4 separate regions of the Homo sapiens genome follow, and regions 2, 3 and 4 are each linked to region 1. The links are chromatin contacts, found by Hi-C or POLR2A ChIA-PET in ENCODE. All regions are on one chromosome and are shown on one strand. Each heading gives the region's core, a stretch centred on a gene start or an enhancer-like site at or near the end of the contact. The rest is flanking DNA. Distances are from core to core; before and after follow the strand shown. Region 1 overlaps LOC101927902 (a long non-coding RNA gene). Region 2 holds the start of SYPL1 (synaptophysin like 1). Region 3 has its middle 41 kb from the start of SYPL1. Region 4 overlaps CDHR3 (cadherin related family member 3).

The links. A loop is a pair of places that touch in the nucleus more often than their neighbours do. ChIA-PET counts read pairs that join two places held with the same protein, here RNA polymerase II (POLR2A). Pooled maps may share reads with other maps.
Region 2: a map of CD8-positive, alpha-beta T cell shows a loop between it and region 1 (11-fold over the local background). The contact joins the promoter of SYPL1 here to the enhancer-like site in region 1. A Hi-C loop is called at or near these places in 3 of 168 maps with a recorded cell type or tissue (CD4-positive, alpha-beta memory T cell, CD8-positive, alpha-beta T cell and naive thymus-derived CD4-positive, alpha-beta T cell), 3 of 37 single-sample maps with no recorded cell type and 14 of 50 pooled maps. POLR2A ChIA-PET finds 5 or more read pairs at or near these places in 3 of 52 experiments (B cell, GM10248 and activated naive CD4-positive, alpha-beta T cell).
Region 3: a loop to region 1 is called in a map of B cell, with 4 times the contacts of the local background. The contact joins two enhancer-like sites. A Hi-C loop is called at or near these places in 3 of 168 maps with a recorded cell type or tissue (B cell, PC-9 and Ramos), 13 of 37 single-sample maps with no recorded cell type and 10 of 50 pooled maps. POLR2A ChIA-PET finds 5 or more read pairs at or near these places in 1 of 52 experiments (activated naive CD4-positive, alpha-beta T cell).
Region 4: a map of CD8-positive, alpha-beta T cell shows a loop between it and region 1 (13-fold over the local background). The contact joins two enhancer-like sites. A Hi-C loop is called at or near these places in 5 of 168 maps with a recorded cell type or tissue (CD4-positive, alpha-beta memory T cell, CD8-positive, alpha-beta T cell, naive thymus-derived CD4-positive, alpha-beta T cell and 1 more), 1 of 37 single-sample maps with no recorded cell type and 10 of 50 pooled maps.

The regions. Positions count from the first base shown.
Region 1 is chr7:104,943,815-104,946,531 of GRCh38, reverse strand. The region is part of intron 1 of LOC101927902 (a long non-coding RNA gene); the gene reads right to left. Among named protein-coding and RNA genes, the nearest start is that of LHFPL3-AS2, 19 kb to the right of the region's middle. RefSeq lists enhancers at 874-943, 1,176-1,470, 1,264-1,573, 1,884-1,933, 2,574-2,633. Within about 2 kb of position 1,356, at least 37 of the 41 ENCODE cell types and tissues checked have a DNase peak (open chromatin) inside an H3K27ac peak, as active enhancers do; they include B cell and CD8-positive, alpha-beta T cell, where a contact is called at or near this core.
Region 2 is chr7:106,110,960-106,113,676 of GRCh38, reverse strand. SYPL1 (synaptophysin like 1) reads left to right here and starts at 1,365. Exons shown (of 5, transcript NM_182715.4): 1 at 1,365-1,537. The coding sequence starts at 1,469. RefSeq lists silencers at 958-1,017, 1,098-1,587, 1,598-1,847 and an enhancer at 1,303-2,135.
Region 3 is chr7:106,070,312-106,073,028 of GRCh38, reverse strand. No RefSeq gene overlaps it. Among named protein-coding and RNA genes, the nearest start is that of SYPL1, 41 kb to the left of the region's middle. RefSeq lists an enhancer at 652-946. Within about 2 kb of position 1,353, at least 28 of the 41 ENCODE cell types and tissues checked have a DNase peak (open chromatin) inside an H3K27ac peak, as active enhancers do; they include B cell, where a contact is called at or near this core.
Region 4 is chr7:106,020,886-106,023,602 of GRCh38, reverse strand. CDHR3 (cadherin related family member 3) reads right to left here. Exons shown (of 19, transcript NM_152750.5): 14 at 1,155-1,405. Among named protein-coding and RNA genes, the nearest start is that of CDHR3, 59 kb to the right of the region's middle. Within about 2 kb of position 1,327, at least 7 of the 41 ENCODE cell types and tissues checked have a DNase peak (open chromatin) inside an H3K27ac peak, as active enhancers do; they include CD8-positive, alpha-beta T cell, where a contact is called at or near this core.

The DNA.
Region 1 (2,717 bases), core at 107-2,606:
CATCTCTGTCCTCTTGGCAGCCATCCTCCTCCAGAGCATGCTTTGGGCTCTGCTCTCCCAGGCTCCACTGTTTACAGGGACAGTTTCCAACTGGGGGGCATGCCCCAGCCTGCGTGGGTACCCTGCCTAATTCTGGCATTCACTTACCCACAAATGTAAACCATGGACTCCTATATAAAATGTATCAGTGATAAAGTTGATGTTTTGATCCCATTTGCTTTTTTTTTTTTTTTTTTTTTGAGATGAAGTCTCGTTCTGTCACCCAGGCTGGAATGCAGTGGGGTGATCTCGGCTCACTGCAACCTCCACTTCCTGGGTTCAAGTGATTCTACTGCCTCAGCCTTCCGAGTAGCTGGGATTACAGGTGTGTACTACCACACCCAGATAATTTTTGTATTTTCAGTAGAGACAGGGTTTCTCCATGTTGGCCAGGCTGGTCTTGAATTCCTGACCTCAAGTGATCTGCTTGCCTTGGCCTCCTAAAGTGCTGGGATTACAGGAGAGAGCCACTGCTCCTGGCCAATCCCATTTGTTTTTATTTCTCCTTGCCCAGCTCTTAATTACTCAGAACTTGGGAAGGGAAGAGAGGTTTCCTCTATTATAGTCTCTCAAATCTCCAAACTATTAACTCATTTAATCCTAACAAAAATTCCATTAGAGGACAGGGAGCAATGGCTCATGCCTGTAATCCTAGCACTTGAGAGGTGCAGTTGGGAGGATCTCTTGAGGCCAGGAGTTCAAGACCATCCTGGGCAACATAGTGAGACCCTGTCTCTACCAAAAATTAAAAGAAAAAAAGAATTCCATTAGAAAAGTACTCTTATTATCCTCTCAGATGAGGAAACTGAGCATTTGGCCTTTTGGTTGAAATACAAATATTTGCTCTCAGTCCAGGATCAGATGAAATTAAAGCATATAAGAGTGTTTGCAAACTGTTAAAGCTATGTATACAGAAGGCAATGAGGGTGGTGGTTCTGGCTTTCACACCCACTGGCAGTAGGACTCTGAGCAAGTACTTTCCGGACTTTAGTTCCTTTATCAGGAAAGTGAGGGGTGGGAGAGGCTGATCTGTGCAGATCCTTCCTGTTCTAACGCCTGTGACCACGAATCAGTGATGACTAGCCATTGACTGTTTTCTCCTGGCTTCCTCTGCGTCATTGAGGACTTTTGGATGCTGACTTTTCCCGATTGAGCTAGGCCCAGTCCCTGGGGAACACAGGCCACCTGAAACTCCCCCTCGTTGAATGGGCTGGGCTCAGTCATCTGAGGTTTGCTGCTCGGTTGCCTTTGGTTGCTGCAGCAACATAACACACGCCCACACTTCCGTTTCTGAGAGTGCGATGAAGGCTGATCTCCTCCTGTCGGCCACAGGGGCTCTCCCAGGCCCTGCCGCTCACAGTACTTCCTGGCTTCCTCACAAGGCCACCCGAGGGGAGGGGAAAGAAACCCACTAGTCATTCCTCGGGGGTTGTGGGAGTTGAAGTGAATACTTCCCCGGAAAAAAAAAAAAAAGGCACATCTCCATCAGGTCAGCACTGAGGGGCTAAAATCTCAAGAGATTCAGACTCAGTATTAAGAGACTGATTTGGCTGGGCGCAGTGGCTCATGCCTGTAATCCCAACACTTTGGGACGCCGAGGCGGGCGGATCGCCTGAGGTCAGGAGTTTGAGACCAGCCTGGGCAACATGGTGAAACTCCGTCTCTACTAAAAATACAAAAAATTAGCTGGGTGTAGTGGCAGGCACCTGTGATCCCAGCTACTCGGGAGGCTGAGGCAGGAGAACTCCTTGAACCCGGGAGGTGGAGGTTGCCGTGAGCCAAGATAGTGCCACTGCACTCCAGCCTGGGCGACAGAGTGAGACTCTGTCTCAAAAAAAATAAAATAAAATAAAGACTGATTTAGAACAGTGTTTGTGAACAGGATTTCTGCTTGCTGACGCCGTTGGAAGAGCCTGTGTTTTTGAAATGATTGACGTCATGAAATCTAGTTTGGTCACCAGGATATGGGGTTGACAAAGACCTTGTGGCAGGCCTTTACTATAAGTTTCATCTAATTCTGAAATTCAGTGCTTTCACACCGGAAGTGAGCAAAATAACAAAGAACAGAAAGTGGAAAAAACATTCTGACCTAGTGGAAACTATCTTTTGCCCACCTGCATTCCTGCAAAATAGCAGTCAAATTAGCCCAGATATCTACCTTTGAGGGGGTCCCCAGATGGTGTATCTCCCAAAGGGATTTTGTCGATGAATTTAACGCCCCAGTTATTCAGAAGAGAGTTCTAAAGGCATTATTAGAGGAACCTGAGGTTGTTTCTCTCTGCCTCCATAACAAAATAGCTCACTCTTTTGCACACCTGAATAAAGAAACTACACTGGGATCAGGAAATAAGGGCAGAGCCAGGGCAAATTCCGAACCAATGCAAGAAAACCTTTAAATGCAATTGCCCGGATAGTTCTCCCATTGAGAGGAACAGGATGTGTGCTGGCTTTAGCCAAGAGGAATGGGCTAGATAAGATGAGCATAGATTTTGAACATGCAAAAGGGTGAGGTGACCAGAGGGAAAAGGCGAGCAGCCAGGATAAGAAGACTCCTCTGTCCTTCTGACCCTTGCCCTCACAGGACCTGCTCCTACCAGCAACCAGCAGACACTTCCTCACTTAGGTGGGGGACTGAGGCTGTGGCCCTTGATGGCATTGTTCCCAGAATGGAAAATGTG
Region 2 (2,717 bases), core at 116-2,615, 1.2 Mb before region 1:
TTCACCATGTTAGCCAGGTTGGTCTTGAACTCCTGACCTCACGATCCGCCGGCCTCGGCCTCCCAAAGTGCTGGGATTACAGGCGTGAGCCACCGCGCCCAGTTCTTAATGTTATTTCAAAATGAGATATGCCATTAGGTGCTCATTGAGCACTGACTGTGCTGGGGACTGAGGAACGGGAGCCAAGATAAACATAAAGATTGTCTCTGTCTGCATAGAAAATGAAATGTATTTTTTGCACTCTCTGGACAGCAAACAAGGAGATAGGTCTCGAAAGAGAAAGGGTTCGCTTACTACAAGGACGTTCAATAACAGTTGTCAACCCTGACGGAATAACCTCAGTGGCAAGTAGCCTGCAAATCATATTCGTGCTTGAAATTCAGGTAAGTCCTTGGAAGCTGGTTTTTCATATACACGAATATGACCACATTCCAGCTGTCCAGGAACTTTCCAGGTACTGAAGAAGCCAGGAAGGAGATCACACTACCTTGGGGCTCCCGTAACTGCGTGCCAAGAGGAAAGTATCACCTAAGCCGAATCTTAAAGGGGTCAGCTTCTTGAAGAAAGATACCAACGATGCCTTAAAAAGAGGACTGTCGACCGACAGCGTAGAAGAGGTGAAAGTGTAGGTCACCGAGGGCCTGTCCGGCCACGCCTTTCCTTTTAGGTATAAACTTACTTCATTTTTCAACCATGGCTGCGATGGTAACTTTGAAAATAAACCTAATTTCCATACGAATATTTGGTGATTCACACTTTCGAGGCACCCCACAGCACGGTAGCCAGAAGTCTGTTGTTTTGCAATTTTAATCAAAGGCCCCTAACACATGCCTTGAAACACAACTTCATCTGTGCCAATACATTATAAATTCATAAAAAAGTTGAGATCTGTTAAGGGAAGGAGAGGTCAGCTTCGGTGTAGTGAGCTCAGCTGTGGTGAGCTCGGGGTCAAGTGAGGGTGTCTCTGAGGCCAGCGCCCCCAAGCTGCGCAGGAGCGGGCGTGGGCGCCCCCGGGTCAGGGCTCTTCGCAGTCGCGCGGGTCCGGAAGCGCGGCGCGGGCCCAACGAGCGCACGCGTACACGCGTGCGCAGGGGAAGACCGAGTGCCAGGGGCTGAACCGCAGGGAAGGGGGCGCGGCGCACGCAGTATGGCGCCCAACATCTACTTGGTTCGCCAGCGGATCAGTCGACTCGGCCAGGTGCGGCCTGAGGAGAAGCCTCCCGGTCTCCGCCCCGGCCCGCCCCTCGCCTCCCCAGCCGCCCCACTCCGTTTCCGCCCCAGAGTCTCAGCCAGCAGCTCAACCGCCGCCGCTCCGCCCCGCCCCGCCCCACGGCCGCCCGGGCCCGCCTCCGAGCCCGGCCAGCGCGCCAGCCCCGCCTGCCCTTCCTCGCCACCGGGCTGCTCTGGTCTCGTCGGTCCCCTCCTCCGCCCCGTCGTCCTGACTCTCTCTCCCTCCTTTCCTCAGAGGATGTCCGGCTTCCAGATCAACCTCAACCCGCTCAAGGAGCCACTCGGCTTCATCAAGGTCCTCGAGTGGGTGAGTGCAGCCCGCGCCGGCCAGGCCCGCCTGCCGCTCGGCGCGGCGCCCTAGGCGGGGAGACGGGGACCTGCGAGCCGGGACGCAGCCCTGCCGCGCGGGCTTTGAGGCCGCCGCCCCGGGACTGGGAGTGGACGGCAGGGAGGGCAGGGAGGCCGCGGCCTGGGCCGCGCGGGGCGGAGACGCCGCGGCGGGCGTCGAATCACGAGCTCCTCGGCCGCCTGGCTCCCAGGGGAGCCACCCTCCCACACCGGAGCTCCCCTCTGGGTGTCCCCGTGGAGTGGGAGTTCAAATTTCCCCTTGGCTCCACTGCCTCCCGCAGAGGAAGGGAAAACTTCCTGCTGCGGTCTAACCGAAACCCGGCGGCCGGCGTCGCGCTCTGCGGAGAGGCTCAGCGGTTACGTCCCTGCCGGTGCCCACTCGAGGTCTAGCTCCCTGGGAAGCCGATTTTGTCTTGTAGACGTGATTTGGCGAGCATTCCGTTCTTAATTTGTTTTTAAGATGGGCTCCGAGTTAAAAATAGTAAAAAAATAAACTGTGGGCCAGGGAAACTAAAGAAAGTCCTTTTAACAAAACGCATCGAGTCAGATCGGTTCACTTAATAACACGTTAGGAATGGACATCGAGTTTGTTTGGGGTATTTCCAAACAACATCCTGTTTAGAAAGTCAGCTTTTAGTCCTTTCCTGAGAACACTCACAATCATTAACATCAAAGAACGCTTATTAATTCGACCTTGGCAATGATCAGTTACTTGGAGGAGTTGGTGAATATACCAGGCACTGCGGGCTTCCTTCAAACTTCGCGGCCCACTACATATTTCTGCAGGCAAGTTGTGTTTATAGACAGCAGCATTTACATCCATAGCTTTTTCGCCCTTTTCCTTAGTGATAGAGTGGTGAAGAAGAATAAGAACTTTCAATTTCCTGTTCTAAATAACCTACCGAGGATGTTTTTAAAAGCAGCGTAGAAACTCAGTTTCTCTGATGGGTACCTAATGTGATTTCCTACTTGGACCATTGTAACCGCGCAAGGGGTTAGGCAATTTCACCATTCACTGAACATTTTGTGTGTTTTCTGAAAACTGAAGTAGTGCTGACTTCACACAAATGACTACTTGAAAGACGCATAAATAAATATACTTGATTTTTTTAAACCTAAGTCCAGATTTAAGTATAAAG
Region 3 (2,717 bases), core at 104-2,603, 1.1 Mb before region 1:
CTCAAACTCCTAACATCAGGTGATCCACCCACCTCAGCTTCCCAAAGTGCTGGGATTACAGGCGTGAGCCAATGCACCCGGCTATAACCTCATTATTATGATAAAAAACATACAAACCAGTTTGCAGAAACCTGTTTTATGATGCTCCAATTTATGTGGCAATTTCTAGAAAAAAATTTATGGTGATAAGTGAGAATTGTCAGTCACTGAAACATTAATTACATAGTCAGTGAAGAGCAGGTAAAATATACTTCTGGGCTTCACTTTACATTAGAGATGTTTTTCTGAAACGGTGCCTATGAAACAAATCCTTGTCCCCATTACTTCATATTTATCATTTCAAAGGCACTTTATCTTTATTTCTGGTTGATCACCCTTTGAGGGTGGCATTCCAAAATGTCAGCTCAAAATTTCCCTGCCCTTCGGTTTCTGTGACAAGTAAGTTAACGATCTGTAAATAAATCCTGAAATGTCCTCAGGAATCTGCCACTTGAAGGAATTCTATTAGGATTCTTCCAAAATGCAAACACTTGGCGTGTCATGGGCCTGCCTGAAGTTGTACGCTGGGCTTTCTGGAGGGCAGCAGACCCCTAAGAATAGAGCCCGGGCTTTCCTTTAGTTCCTCTCATTGTTTTTCAGGGACAAAAATCGTTATCTTATATTTTTTTTTTCCAGAGGAGTAGGAGGAAGATCTAAAATAGTTAGGTCTGGCAGCTTAATCTGGGTTGGCTGTCTCTGCCGGCAATCTGTAAAATGTGTTTTTCAAGGATAAGAAGTTTGGGCCCTGGGCCAGAGCTCATGTCTGTCATCAGCGGGAAAATAAATGATCTCTGTAACCTGCTGCTATGCTCTGTTTACCTTTGTGCTTAAACATGAACACCTTGCCTTCCATAGGCCCAGAGCTGCTCAAAGTGGATCCTTTGCTCTTGTCAAACAGAACCTTCATAAATCTGCCATTTGGGTGAGCATGGTGGGGCCAGCTTTTTGTGAGGTGAAACTCCAAACCAGCTTCCATTCTCGGGATTGGTATGTAGTTTTTTCATGTTGCCTAAGAGGCTCAGGAAGGGAACTTGAGGTATTTGTTTTTTCATGCCTGCAAAGGCCATTTCCTAAGAGGTGAGAAGCATATATGCATGCCTGCAAGTACCTGTGAACGTGGGCCACTGAGAGTCTCTGGGGCAAGAGCCCTTCAGGGGAATCTGGTATCTATTCATTATGCAAAACTTCATTCTAGCTAGAACAGGGCCTGGGCTACACTTAAAGCTTAAAGGGATGTCTGTTAAACCATGTTTCCTGTTTCCTGTAGAACTTACCACACTAGTACTGAAAGTGTCATAGCTCAGAGTGGAAGGTTAACGCGTAAGAAAGGGACAGTATTGGCAGAAGGCAAGTGGTGTGACCACTTCCTTCTCCACCCTCTTCTCCCATCCCTTGCCTCCCTGGAAAAGCTGGTTTCCTCAGGAGTCACTCCTTCAGCAGCCGCACAAGGCACACGCCTCGGGGAAGCCGGGCACAGGCTGGGGTTGCCTCCCTCCTGCCCCTGCCCTGCCTCCTGCCCCAGCAGACAGTGAATAAGCCACCTGGTTGGCCCAGCTTCCCGCAGTCCCACTTCTCAAGCTAGGGTACATGTATCTAGGAGGACAGGACTGTGTCGCTGGGAGGTAGAGTGAGACGGATGACAGGAGCCACAGAATCAAAACAGCACAATCGACTCATCAGTTCTTTAACTTGTAAGTTCAAGTCAAACATTACTTTTTATTTTGCTTTACTTACTTGTTTTTTGAGACAGGGTCTTCTCTGTCGCCCAGGCTGGAGTGCAGTGGCACAGTCATGGTTCACTACAGCCTCCAACTCCTGGGCTCCAGTGATCCTCCTGCTTTAGCCTCCCAAGTAGCTGGGACCACAAGCATGCAACACCATAGCTAACTTTTTTTTTTTTTTAAGAGACAGGGTCTCACTATGTTGCCCAGGCTGGTCTCAAACTCCTGGGCCCAAGCAATCTTCCCACCTTGGCCGCCCAAAGTGCTGAAACTATAGGTTTGAGCCACTGTGCCTGGCCAAACATTACTTTTTATAATAAGACGAATATTTTTTTCTGAAATAAGGCCCAATGAAGCCCACCTTGTTTGTGTTTAAGAAGCCATGACCAAAAAGAGCACTACCCATTCCTGCCCAGGCTTGTTGCAGTCACCCATTTAATCGCTCATTCAACTTGAGTGTACTTATGGGGCTCTGGCCAACTGCCAGATGAGAAAGACGCAAGCCCCTCTCAGGAACTCACAGTGTAGCGAGGAGGTAATAGGTTAATGCGTGGTTTCCAGGGAGAAGTTGGAGCTCAGATAGGGGTCAGCAGGAGTGGTTAGGGAAGCCCAGAGAAAAGACCCCAACCCAGCTAGGCACAGCTAAAGAGAGACAGTAGGCACTGCACTGGGGGAAGGAGAGAACTCGTCTACCAAGCAGGTACACTGCCCTGGTCAGGGCTTGCCTGCCCTGGCCTCTGTTTCTTCACCTGCCAGATAGGCAGTTAGAGCAGTGACTCTAAGCCCCTGCCAGACTGATATGTCTGTGGCTCCCTTCACCCACATCTCTGCAGAGCTCAGTAGCTCTCAAAAGGTAGAGCCCAGCCTCAGGGCAGCGCGGTGGTGTATGCTGGGGCTGGGATGTGTCAGGGTCATCCTAACTCCAGGATGCAAAGGTGGCCATTGCTGGCCCCAGGG
Region 4 (2,717 bases), core at 78-2,577, 1.1 Mb before region 1:
ATCAGGCTGCTGACCAGGGGTGCAGCTTCTACTAGGAGGAGGAGGAGGAGGAGGAAGAGGAGGAGGAAGAAAGGGGACAGATGAGTCAGCATAGATGCAAGCCAGTTCCTCCAAGGGGCAGGGAAGATAATCCTGTTGTCAGATTCAAGGCTCTCCCTTCCTTCTCCAGGCCAATTCTGTGATAGCACCTGGTCATTTTCTTCCTACCCTTTCCCACAGTCTGTATTTACTTTGTCAATTTGAATACTTGTTTGTAATCTATCTCCCCCTCTAGATCAGTGGCTCTCAGACTTTAATGCACATTAGAATTCCCTGAAAGGCTGATTGAAAACACAGCTCACTGGACCCCACCTCCAGAGCTTCGGATTCATTAGGTTAGGGGATAGAGTTGGGGATTCCAGGTTCCAGCATCCTTCCCTGGAGGTCATGGTGATGATCATGGTTGGGTAACCTATAACTTTAATAATCTAGGCTGGGCCTGAGAATTTGCATTTCCAACCAGTTTCCAGGTGGTGCTGATTCTGATGGTCTAGGGACCGCACTTAGAGAATCACTCGCCTATACAATAAGCTTTCTGAGAGCAGGGATCATTTTTGGCTTGTTTGCTAAAGTGACTGGCACACTATAGGCATTAAATCGATATTTGTAGATTGGATGAATTTTTTTGGAGCGGAGGTGGGGTGTAGGGTACAGATTGGTACCTGGTGATTCTTCAAAAGATGTGGGAAAGAGCACCCAGCAGTAAGCAAGCAACCTAATTTCATGGATATTGACTTGCAAAGACTCTTCTGAACAAGCAGAGAGGGGTTGTGAAGGTAGCAACTGGCAGCATGCCCATGGAAATCAGCTCCTGTGCCACAAGCCACACAGATGGTTGAGGTCTGATCTCTCACAAGTCTCTGCACAAACAACACACTCTTCTCTACCAGAACAGGAAATGTTAGTGGTTGAGTTAGCGGTTATGAGTCTGAGGTCTCACCAGATTTTTGCCACCCTGCAGCTACTCCAGTCCAGCCCATGGTTGCCATTTTTGGCAACATCCTAATACCTCAACTCTTCAGTCCACCCCACATACCTCCAGGCCGGGGAAAGAAGTCCATCAACATAACTCACAAGGGAATGTGCCTGGGGATTCCAGGTCCTAAAGCCCTTACCCTGGGGGTCGTGGTGATGATAGTGGTTGGGTGGGGAATGACTTTAATACTCAGTGTCACTGTTCCTGTCTCAACAAGAGCCTCCGCTTTCTTCCTGTCAGACATCAAGTTGTCATCAGTTACGTAGACAAGTAGCTTGTAGTCCCAGATCTTATCAAACCCACCAGCATAGTCAAAGCGAGATGTAAGCAGCAGGCGTGTGACATTGGAACCAGCATTGGGAGAGAAGGTGAAATGATTGTTGACGTTACCTAAATGAGATTTGATGCAGGGGTGTTGGTAAAAGGAAGAAAAGAGAGTAAGAAATAAAGGTTTAGAAGAAAACTGCATTCAATCTTTTTCTCAAATGTCCACACCTCAAGTGTAGACTGTGTCTCTGATACACCAGAGCTGGATTAGTTATATGCTACAGGCTTTAACTGCACCAGAGATGGCATTAGTACAAAGAAACTCTTGCTCACAACCAGTGTGGCTGCAAACAAGGCTGAGTAGAAAAGGACAATAGTACAACACCCTTAGCCTAGGTGCCATCTTGCTGAGTATTAAGCAGAGACTTTGTAACCCTGGTGCAGCCCCTTCTGATTTCTCATCCGGCAATTATTTGGTAACAACACGTGTAATTCACACTCAAACAAATGAGTGGGTTTCAAGAGGGTAGAATAGGTCACATCCCTAGCCATAGGCCAAGTTCACTGCATGCTTTTCACAGGACCCAGTGGGTCACACTGGTTATGGCTGTCCCTGGAGTCCTCCAAAGGAAGGTGCCTCCTGGCTTTGCGGGAATTGCAGTCCCAGGTCCTCCTGAACCCACCCCATCACACCCCCAAACACACACACAGCTCTGCTGGGGCTCATGGCTCAGCTCAGGGAGCCTGGGGCAGAGAGGCTGCCAGCCCAAGCACATGCCCGCTCATTCCTCCACTGGCTCCAGACTCATTACCGACTGAACACCAGTAAATGGAGCAGGAGATGATGCAATTTTTGCTCCCTTAACAGCAAAATGCTCCATAAAGGCCTTAGGGCTCTCAGTATGGATTGTTTCCATCTTCGGCAACTGCAGTCTCGAGGCAGTTTCTGCCCCTGGGTTTTGTGACACAGCCAGCTCGAGAGGCTTCCTACTGTTCAAGTTCCTGCTCGGCCAAGGGCACAGCAGGCAGCAGGGATGGATTTTTACTCTCTCACGTGGAATTGTTCTGCTTGTTTGGGTTTAAATCTCTGGCCCCAGCACTTCATTAGATGAGCTATTTTGGTCTAATTTCCATTGAGGGGTGCTCTTTTTTCCCTACGATGGTATATTTTTAAAGACAGAAGATGAATGGAGCAGAAGAGAATTCCTGAGGACACGTTTCAAAACGCACTTAATCTATTTAATCTATTATTATCCAGAGAGAGGACTGGGATTCCCTGCCCCCACTACCAGCTTTCAGGAAAAGAGGTGGTCGAAAAGTTGGACTGCATTTTTTCTAACAACACTAATATGCTTTATGACTCATACTGTAGTCAGGAATTGGGGGGTTCACCCTTTTCTTGGGCCTTTGGGCAGTCACGTATGGGGTCTGGGAG